2 separate regions of the Homo sapiens genome follow, and region 1 is linked to region 2. A link is an interaction called in ENCODE POLR2A ChIA-PET data of the cell type or tissue named here. Cell type or tissue: Panc1. All regions are shown on one strand. Links, peaks and the distances in the headings refer to the core of each region. The heading gives the core; the rest is flanking DNA.

Region 1 (5,158 bases), core at 782-4,781, 100 kb after region 2:
CCGGGTGTGGCGGTGGGCGGTGGGCTCCTGTAATTCCAGCTACTCAGGAGGCTGAGGTGAGAGAATCACTTGAACCTGGGAGGCGGAGGTTGCAGTGAGCCGAGATTGTGCCACTGCACTCCAGCCTGGGCAACGAGAGCAAAACTCTGTCTCAAAGAATAATAATAACAATAATCGATCATGCCTATGTGATGAAACCGCCGTAAAAATCCTTGAGCTACAGGAAAAGAGATTCTGGGGTGCTGAACATGTAGGGGCACCTGGGGCAGGGGGGCATGGAAGCTCTGCGTCCCTTCCCCATGCCTCGCCCTATGCATCTCTTCATCTGGCTCTTTATTTGCATCCTGTAAATTGAGCTTTGTAATAAACTGACAGTAGTAAGTAAAGTGTTTCCCTGAGTTCTGTGAGCCGCTCCAGCAGATTAATTGAACCCAAGGTGGGAGTGGTGGGAACCCCCTTGATCTGACTCCAGGTAGACAGTGTCATGACTGTAGGACACTCAGCTGGTGTCTGCTGCACAGCTGCTTGGTGGGTGGGGCAATCCTCCCTTCCCATGCTGTGGTCACAAAACTGTTCTGTGTTGTGCTGAGTGTGGGAACAGCAAAAACAGTTCGGTCTTCCCTGTCTCTCCCACTCAGCCATGGGCGGGCAGGGTGGGACCTTGCACCCCTCTCCTCACCTGGTCCTTGGTAGGCCTGGGGGTGGCCGAAGGCAGTGTCCCAGTTGTTGGGAGTGTTTGTGTTTCTTTGGGCTCCAGCCCCCTCTGGCTGGGCCCCCCAGCCTTCTGAGCTTTCCCAGTTCCCAGATTTGGAGGCACTCCAGGCTGACCAGGGGTCATTGCCACTGCCAACCTATTGAGAGGGGTAAAAAGAAGGAGAATTTTTGTGACTTTTGGAAACCATGACTCAATTCAATAATGAACTGACACAATTGAATACAACAGGAGTACTAAAAACAATTAATAGAAATGTATTCAAAACAATTTTACATACATAATATTTTAATTTCCAAACATGTAGGAAAGCACAAAAGGTAGCATCAATCTAATTTTACTGATGTGAACACATTTTACCGTATTTGCTTAGGAACTTTGAAAACAGCAACAAAGAAACTATTAGATGCAGCTACAGCCCTCTCTTTCTTTCTCTCCAGAAGTAACCACTACTTTTCTGAACCTGTATCCATTCCTATGTGTGTTTTCATACTTCAGCTGCACATGTACACATTCACAAACAACTGCTTTATATTTTTAAAATTGACCTAAAGGATGTCATACTGTATGTATCTCTTTGCAAGTTTTCTTTTTCCCACTCAACATGAGGACCTATTTCTAACTGCTTTATAGCGATCTGTTGTATTTTTAAGTAGGCTTTTTAATTTGAAATGGAATACATGTATAATAAAAAAAATTCAAACAATAAAAGTATATGCAATTTGAGAAATACGCCTAACATCCTGAGATGCTAGTCATTCTAAGGAACTACTACTGTCAAAAGACACAAAATTACAACAAATTCAGTTACAGATCGACTTGGCCTTTACTTGAGATTCATGAATCTGGGCAGCCTCCTTCCTACAATCTAGAACGAGCACTCCCACTGGGCATTAACAGAACACTTGGTTTTTAAGGATGGGTTAATAAGGAAATAGAACAACAGAAAAAAAGTTGATGGTTAACATCAGTTTACTTCAGGTTACTTTTTCGTAAGGGTTAAAGCAGAGGGGACTCCTTATTATGCTAACTCAGGTAGACTGGGATCTCCTGTTCTCGAGAAAAAATCAGTTTGTTTTGGGACCTATCTGCTTCCTTCAAGTTTCAGTTTGACTATGGAGCATCTAGCACAAGGAACTCCATTCTGGTTTGGCCTGGTCTGCTGGGGCCTAGTGCAGGAACTCTGAAACAATGGCCTACTATAATTTTTGTTTCATGCTACTAACAAATTCCTTGTATATACTTACTCAAACATCCCATGGACAGAGATAGATCCTTTTTGTTTTTAAACACTAAGTTGGCCTAAATTGTATTATTTTTGCTCGGTACTTTTTTTTTTTCTCTTAACAGCATAAAACATTCTGCAAGGTACATCAGCACATATGGACACAATATTCTTTCACATTGTCTCCATAAAATTCCATTGTATATATTTCCTACAACTTGACCAGTATATGCTGATGTTCATTTATCTTGTTTTCAGTCTTTGGGTACTATAATACCATGTGATCGGACAGACCAAAACAGACACTGCTTTATCAACTAAGATGGATCCTAAGGTTAAGGGAATAGAGCAACTTTTTAAATTACTAGGGCTCTAAACTCACTAAGAACAGGACCTATCAGACCCCTCCTAACTCTGATTTACAACCCAGACCAAGACAACTCTGACTGGGCAGAGGACTGGCCTTAGAAACATTTTCTTCTGACAAGCAACTGCAGGCCTTAAAGCCAGTTTCAGCAGCTCGCTGAGGCTGTGCACAAACTGTGTCCCACAGTTCACCTTTTCACATAAAGAGCCCAATTCCACCTCATTTTAATGCTAAAATCTCACCTCAAAGTCAACAAGGATGGATGTTACATATGTTTACCTACTGCACATGCTCTTGACTCCTCTCATACATACGTATCGCTTTGCCCCCAAACTCCTAAATATATGTGACTCTAGTGTGATACAGGCCCTGTGAGGCATAAAACCCAATGTGTCCCTTCATCTTCAGCACACACCAGAGAAGGTCTCTTCCCAGTCTGTAAAATGTTACTGCCTATAAACCTCTCCTTTCTATTAATCAGCCATCCTGGTGGTTCTTTAGATGAAAACTGCAATCCAAAAGGTCTCTGAAATTTCCAGAAGAAAAAATGCTAGGCTTAAGGAGACTGTGTATTTAGAACCGATGGATTTTGTCAAATTGCTTTTGAAAGAGAATGCAATAACATTCCCACATTCTGACAACTGTCACGCTGAGGGGTTTTGTCTTACATAGAAAGGGACTTTCATACTTCTTTTTAAAAAGTATTTCTCTCCCATAATTCCTTTGAGTAATTTAATAGTTTAATTATTAATCTTACAAATAAACTTTTGGAATGGGAAATAGATGGCACCCAATCTCAAAGAATATTCCAGTAGAGAGTACACTTAGCACCTATTAGCCCTGCCCCCACCATCCCACCCTTGAGGCAAATACAGTTTTTTGTTAGCTTTTTTTTTTTTTTTTTTTTTAACATTTAAATCTTGTATCTGTCTGGAACTGAGTTAAGTAAAACAAATAATATAGGGGCCGGGCACAGTGGCTCATGCCTATAATCCTACCACTTTCGGAGGCCGAGGCGGGAGGATCACCTGAGGTCAGGAGTTTGAGATCAGCCTGGCCAACACGGTGAAACCCCATCTCTACTAAAAATACAAAAATTAGTCAGGTGTAGTGGTGGGCGCCTGTAATCCCAGCTACTTGGGAGGCTGAGGCAGGAGAATTGCTTGAATCCAGGAGGCGGAGATTGCAATGAGCTGAGATCACGCCACTGCACTCCAGACTGGGCGACACAGAGAGACTCTGTCTCAAAAAAAAAAAAAAAAAAAAAGAAAAGAAAAGCGAAAAGAAAAAGAAATGATACAGGGATCCAGCTGAACATCTTGTCCTCAGTCGGTCACCCTAATACCATTTCATGAACAATCCATCTTTCCCCCATGATTTGAAATGCCGCCTTCATCACATATCAGATTTGGGTCTATAGCTGGACTCTCTTGTTTCTTAGTGATCTATTTGTACTAGTACCACACTTTCATAGAAAAACCATCAATACTTTAGCATAACATCTCTTAGCTGTTTATTTTTATGTATAAACTTTAGCATCAGCTTAATATTTAAACTAAAACAATCTGAACTTTCACATTAGAATGTTGAGTTAAAATACTGATTTTCATTTGAATCACTGTTTACTGAATTCATAGAAAATTGATTAAAATTATTCATGCCTTTCACTCCACAATATTTCAGTACTGAATCTATTTCATAACATGAAATAGCAAGTCTTCCCCTTTATTTGAGTCTTATACACACACACACACACACACACACAAATGGTGCTAGTTAAAAAAAGAAAAAAATATAATTGCAAGAAAATTACCCACCCTGTCTAATATAGCCCCTAATGTTGTAGGACAGACACCCTAGTGGCTGGTCTGTTTTGACTCTTCACCAACCGACACATGGGGCAGACAGCTGGCTGTCACGTGCCAGGTGCATCAAAAACAGACTACATGCTTTTGATGTGCAAGTATGATGTCATTCTACTGCCCTATATACCTCTAAGGAAAAAACTGAAGTTACTTGTTATTTTACTCTATGTCAAATACTAACAGGAGAAAGATGTTTCATCCACAAGACTGTGACTTCTCAAACACACAGCTTTACAAGGTGACATTCGGCTTCGGGATGGACTCTCAGATGACCCCAGTGGACGCTGGAAATGAAGGCAATCATGCTGAGGGCCTGGCAGTCACACTTCAGCTAAGAGAAACCCTTCCTTCTACAGTTTTCTTTAAGGAAATGTAGTTTTATTCTCCTATTTAGCAATATATTCCGTGTCCTCCAAACTCTAAGTTACAAGTTTTTTCAAATAAGAACTTGAAAAAGTACCAAAGTTTGGGACACTAGGGACAGACTATCATTGGTACAGCAGCCTCAGCCTGGTTTCCATCAAGGACCGGCTGTGAAATGGAGGGGCTCGGAGGGCCACAGTCAAGAGCCTAGTGAGTTGGAATTCCGTTAACAGCTCTACCTCTCTTCCGCTGTGTAACCTCGGGCTAGAGTTCAGAAGTGAGTGGTCTGGATTCAGAAGACTGCCAGAAGCTAAGTGAGGTACATCACAAAGGAACACAGGACTGTGAGCTAGAACAGGAGAGTGAATGTTCGCTGGGGCCTTCCAGAAGACAGTTCAGTCTTAGCAAACTGGCCAGGAAGGATTTTCATCAAGATGGAGGAAAAACCTGGAGGTGAACTATTCATAGCAAGTGTCCTCAAAAAATTAAAATCCATTTAATTAGGGCAAAAACAAATAATTGTTCTTTGAAAATCACTTGGTCAATAATTTGTAGGTGTGTAGTAACTGTCATACTAGTTGGTTATGTATGTGATCTTAGCTCTCCACCTAAGTTATGAAATCTTT
Region 2 (5,158 bases), core at 508-4,507:
CAGTTGGTGTGTGGGGGCTGCAGGGTATTCCAGCCACAGAGGTCAGGAAGGTCTTACTGCAGTCACGAAGCTGGGTGGGGGGGGGTGGGGTAGGTGGGGAGACGGAGGCAGCAGCAGCCAGGCCAACCCTTGGTGTACTAGTCTGTTCTCGCACTGCTATAAAGAAATGCCTGAGACTGGGTAATTTATAAAGAAAAGAGATTTAATTGGCTCATGGATCTGTAGGCTATACGGGAAGCATGGCAGCATCTGCTTCTTGGGAGGCCTCGGGGAGCTTTTACTCATGGTGGAAGGCAAAGTGGGAATAGGCAACTTACATGGCAGGAGCAGGACCAAGAGGGTGGGGTGGGTGCCACACACTTTTAAACAATCAGATCTTGTGGCAACTCACTGTTTCAATGATAACCCCAGGGGGGATGGTGCTGACCATTCATGAGAAACCACCACCATGGCCCAATCACCTCCCACTGGGCCCCATCTCCAGCACTGGGGATCACATTTCAACATGACTTCGGGTGGGGACATAGATCCAAACCATATCACCTGGGGGAGGGAGTGCATGCAGGTGGGTGTGAAGATTCTGAGCAGGAACAAGTCAGGCTGCTGAATGCAGTGAGCCCAGGAAATGGTGGGAGATGAGGGTGGAGAAAGAGGCAGGGGCAGAGGATCAGGGCTGTGTGAGCTTCAAGCAGATCCCTATACGGGGAGCAGGGGAAGAGCCAGGAGACTAGTTCAAAGGCTGCCAAGCAGACCAGGAAAGCACATGGGGCAGTGGCTGCACTCTCGATGTAGCAGCGATGACCGGGGGACTCGGTGGGATTCACCATCTGTTTTGGGGTGGGATTCACTACTGGCTGGTAGGTTGGATGAGGCTGAGGAAGGAAGGGGCGTCAGAATGACTCACAGGCTTTTATTACCAGCAGTTGCCTGGATGGTGCTGCCATTAACCAAAATGGGAGAATGAAGGTAAGAATAAGTTTGGATGTAGGGGGAGTCCAGCGATACTGTAAAATCAGCCTGTTACATTTTAGACCAGGCTCTTGTTGGAATTTAATTGGATTTACTCATCGATACTTGCACTTCCAGATTAACTGGAGAGGAACTGCCATCTCTATAGTGTTGATGTTCCCACTCCAAGAACATAGTATGCCTTTCCACAGATGTGGGCTTCAGTCAAGTTCTATAGCTTTCTTCTTTTAGGCCTTATACACTTTGTTTATTCCCAGAAACTGTGGGGGAGTGGCATCTGCTTTTCCCATTACAGACTCTAATTGATTAATGATGGCATTATGGGAAGGCTATTGATTTTTATCTGTCGATGTTGAAAAGCGGCCAATTTATAACTCCCTGTCTAGTGAACCACCAAGCAGCTTGTCACCCGGCTCACGGAGGTGTCAACATTTTCCCACTCTTATTTCACCAACTCCCCGTCCCCGCTGTGTGTGTGTGTGCATGCATGTGTCCGTCTGTCTCCTGGCGCATGCCAAACAGATCCCAGACATGGGATCACTTCACTCGCAGATGCTCATTTCAGGCACAGATGGGCATTTCCCGCACAGATGCTTCAGGATCTAGCTCTCGGCTTTCCTGAGTGTATGATCCTATCCTCCGCACTCAAAATACCTTAGGAGTGTTCAGAAGAGAAGGCAGGCACAAGACAGAGAGCTGCCCTAGGAGGGCCCAGCAGAGTGGATGTGATGGAACTGGAGTTTCAAGGTGCTCCTTTGAAGCTCACACACTGTTTGTTTTTTTTAATAGGAGCACCCCTCAAGTCTTTGTTCCAGGTGTATATTCTCTTTTAAGCCAAAATTCTGAGACGCTCTCAGCAACTTAATTTTCCTGACAGTAAACTGAGCCTGAAATCTAAAAGGAGAAGATGTTGCCCAAGACAGACACACTCAAAGGCCCTAGAAGTCTGGGGCTATTCATACGCAGTCATATTTCATCATATTTTCTCATTGCCTGTATATAGTCTGAACATAACTTGCTTTATGTTTTAAGGGTGAGCTCCAAATACCACTTCTGCAGTTGGCTGAATCACTACTGCTCAGGCTGGGAAAAGGCCTTTGCCAGTTTTAGCAGGATGGGCAGTCTGGGGCCCATATAGCTTCTTCTGTGAATTAGAAGGAAGTGCCCCCATGCCGTAGATTCAGACACACAGAGCCACAGCCTGGAAAGCAAGGTGGTGCAGGGCAATGGAGGGGCGCTCCTGGCCAGGAACCCCCTGGGACTCCCTGGGGTCTTCAGAATTGCCAATATTTTCAACATCCTCATGGAAATCATCTCTCATCTATCTTCCCCTGTCAAAAAGAGCCCAAATCTATTGCTTCTGGTTAAAATCAGTGTATACCACCAGACAGAATCCCTCAGGCCTCACCCAAAAATGCCATTTATGTGGTCTGCCTGGAGGGCGTGGCAGATGCCCTTTGAAATGAAAACACAAGCTTCTGTCTGTCCACTCTGGAGACATGAGATGCCATCATGGAATTCCATTCCTGCAGCTCGCTGCTGGCCCTCCCATTTTCCACCCAGCTGTGGTTCTGAGCTCGCCACCCACCGCCAGGTGGTCCAGGTGAAAAGAGAGGTAGATCCCCCACCCAGAAGGGCCTTGTTACAAGGGCCTGGCTCAGGCCTGGGCAGCTCCAGCCTTAGTTTTCAAAGATTCCTTTCTTTATTCACATCATTTAAATAAAAACAAACAACCTCCATTGTTGAAACAGACTGTGACAGCCAGTGTCACTGTTCTGCCCTGGAGCACGTGGACTGTCACTGCCAATGACAGCCTTCTAATCACTCATCTCTGCCCAGCTGGCTCCACCTGACCTCAGCTTTGCTGAATCAGCAGGAGCTGCAGAGAACGGTCACCTCCTCTTAAAGAGAATGTTTCCAATAGACAATATTTATCAGTCATTGATAAGATTCATGGTAAAGCGGGGTTCATGCAACATATAAAACAGACAGTTTAAACAGACAGATAAAAAAGACCACACACTGGCTGGGTGTGGTGGCTCACACCTGTAATGTAATCCCAGCACTTTTGAAGTCCGAGGCAGGTGGATCAAGAGGTCAGGAGATCGAGACCATCCTGACTAACATGGTGAAACCCCGTCTCTACTAAAAAATACAAAAAATTAGCCAGGGGTGGTGGCGGGCGCCTGTAGTCCCAGCTACTCGGGAGGCTGAGGCAGGAGAATGGTGTGAACCAGGGAGGCGGAGCTTGCAGTGAGCCGAGGTAGCTGCACTGCCCTCTAGCCTGGGAGACAGAGCGAGACTCCGTCCCAAAAAAAAAAAAAAAAAAAAAAAAAAAAAAAAAAACCCACACATTTCCAGACACACAAACTCCCGCCTCCCTAGCCAAATGACAGTCCAGGTTACTTAAAAAAAAAAAAAAAAAAAAAAAAAGCTATGCAAGAATGAAAGTTATGTTTTTAAGAATGCCATGGCCCTCAAACTATGAAGCTACTACAGTAAAACATTGGGAAAGACCTCCAGGACATTGACCTGGGCAAAAATGTATTGAGCAATACCCCACAAGCACAGGCAACCAAAGCAAAAATGAACAAAAGAGATCATATTAAGTTAAAAAGCTTTTGCACAGCAAAGGAAACAATCAACAAAGTGAAGAGACAGCCCACAGAATGGGAGGAAATATTTGCAAACTACTCATCTGACAAGGGACTAATAACCAGAATATATAAGGAGCTCAAACAATTCTACAGGAAAAAAATCTAATAATCCGATCCAAAAAATGAGCAAAAGATTTGAATGTACATTTCTCAAAAGAAGAAATACAAATGGTAAACAGGCATATGAAAAGGTGCCCAACATCACTGATCGTCAGAAAAAGGCAAATCAAAACTACACTGAGAGATCATCTTACCCCAATTACAATGGCTTACATCCAAAAGTCAGGCAATAACAAATGCTGGCAAGGATGTGGAGAAAAGGAAACCCTTGTACACAGTTGGTGGGAATGTAAATTAGTACAACCACTATATATGTTATATACTATATATACGTTATGTAGTATACATATGTTATATATGTTATGTACTATATGTACTATATGCGTACAACCACTATGGAGAACAGTTTGGAGGTTCCTCAAAAAACTAAAAGTAGAGCTATCATATGATCCAGCAATCCCACTGCTGGGTATCTACCCAAAAGAAAGGAAATCAGTATATCAAACAGATGTCTGCACTCCCATGTTAGTTGCAGCACTGTTCACAATAGCCAAGATTTGGAAGCAACTTCAGTGTCCACCAACAGATGAATGGATAAAGAAAATGTGGTACATATACACAGTGGAGTACTATTTATCCATAAAAAAGAATGAGATCCTGTTATCTGCAACAACATGGATGGAACTGGAGGTCATTATGTTAAGTGAAACAAGCCAGCCAGCCGAGTGCAGTTGCTCACACCTGCTCACACCTGTAATCCCAGCACTTTGGGAGGCCGAGGCGGGTGGATCACCAGAGGTCAGGAGTTCGAGACCAGCCTGGACAACATGGTGAAACCCTGTCTCTACTAAAAATACAAAAATTAGCTGGGTGTGGTGGTGGGTGCCTGTAATCCCAGCTACTTGGGAGGTTGAACCCAGAAGGCGGAGGTTGCAGTGAGCCGAGATCGCACCACTGCACTATAGCCTGTGTGACAGAGCAAGACTCTGTCTCAAAAAAAAGGAAAAAAAAAAAAAAAAAAAAAAGAAACAAGCCAGGCACAGAAAGACAAACATTGCATATTCTCACTTATTTGTGGGATCTAAAAATCAAAATTGAATTCATGGACATAGAGAATAGAAGGATGGTTACCAGAGGCTAGGAAGGGTAGCGGCGGGGGTCTAGGGAGGAGGTGGGGATGGTTAATGAGTAAAACAAATAAAAATAAAAGGAATGAATAAGAACTGGTACTTGATAGCACAACATGGTGACTATATAATTTAACTGTACATTTTAAAATAACTAAAAGAGTATAATTGGTTTGTAACACAAAAGATAAATGTGTGAGGGGATGGATGCCCCATTTTCCATGATGTGGTTATTACATATTACATGCCTGTATCAAAATATCTCATGTATCCCATAAATATATATACCTACTATGTACCCACAAAAAAATAAAAATTTTAAAAAGTCATGGCTTTTAACAAGAA

The links. ChIA-PET counts read pairs that join two places held together with the same protein. Peaks named below come from ENCODE experiments on the same cell type or tissue, not always from the same donor. Only the 100,000 strongest peaks of a DNase experiment are listed, where the experiment ranks them.
Region 1: POLR2A ChIA-PET joins it to region 2 with 5 read pairs; 2 of 35 experiments call an interaction of 5 or more read pairs at or near these places.

The regions. Positions count from the first base shown.
Region 1 is chr6:157,892,520-157,897,677 of GRCh38, reverse strand. It overlaps SNX9 (sorting nexin 9), which reads right to left. Exons shown (of 18, transcript NM_016224.5): 5 at 680-851. SNX9-AS1 (SNX9 antisense RNA 1) reads left to right here and starts at 4,796. Exons shown (of 2, transcript NR_183542.1): 1 at 4,796-4,985. In Panc1, for the core only: no CTCF peak of the experiment used is centred there; no DNase peak of the experiment used is centred there.
Region 2 is chr6:157,991,955-157,997,112 of GRCh38, reverse strand. The region is part of intron 1 of SYNJ2 (synaptojanin 2); the gene reads right to left. Among named protein-coding and RNA genes, the nearest start is that of SYNJ2-IT1, 6.6 kb to the left of the region's middle. In Panc1, for the core only: no CTCF peak of the experiment used is centred there; no DNase peak of the experiment used is centred there; H3K27ac peaks cover 1,401 bases.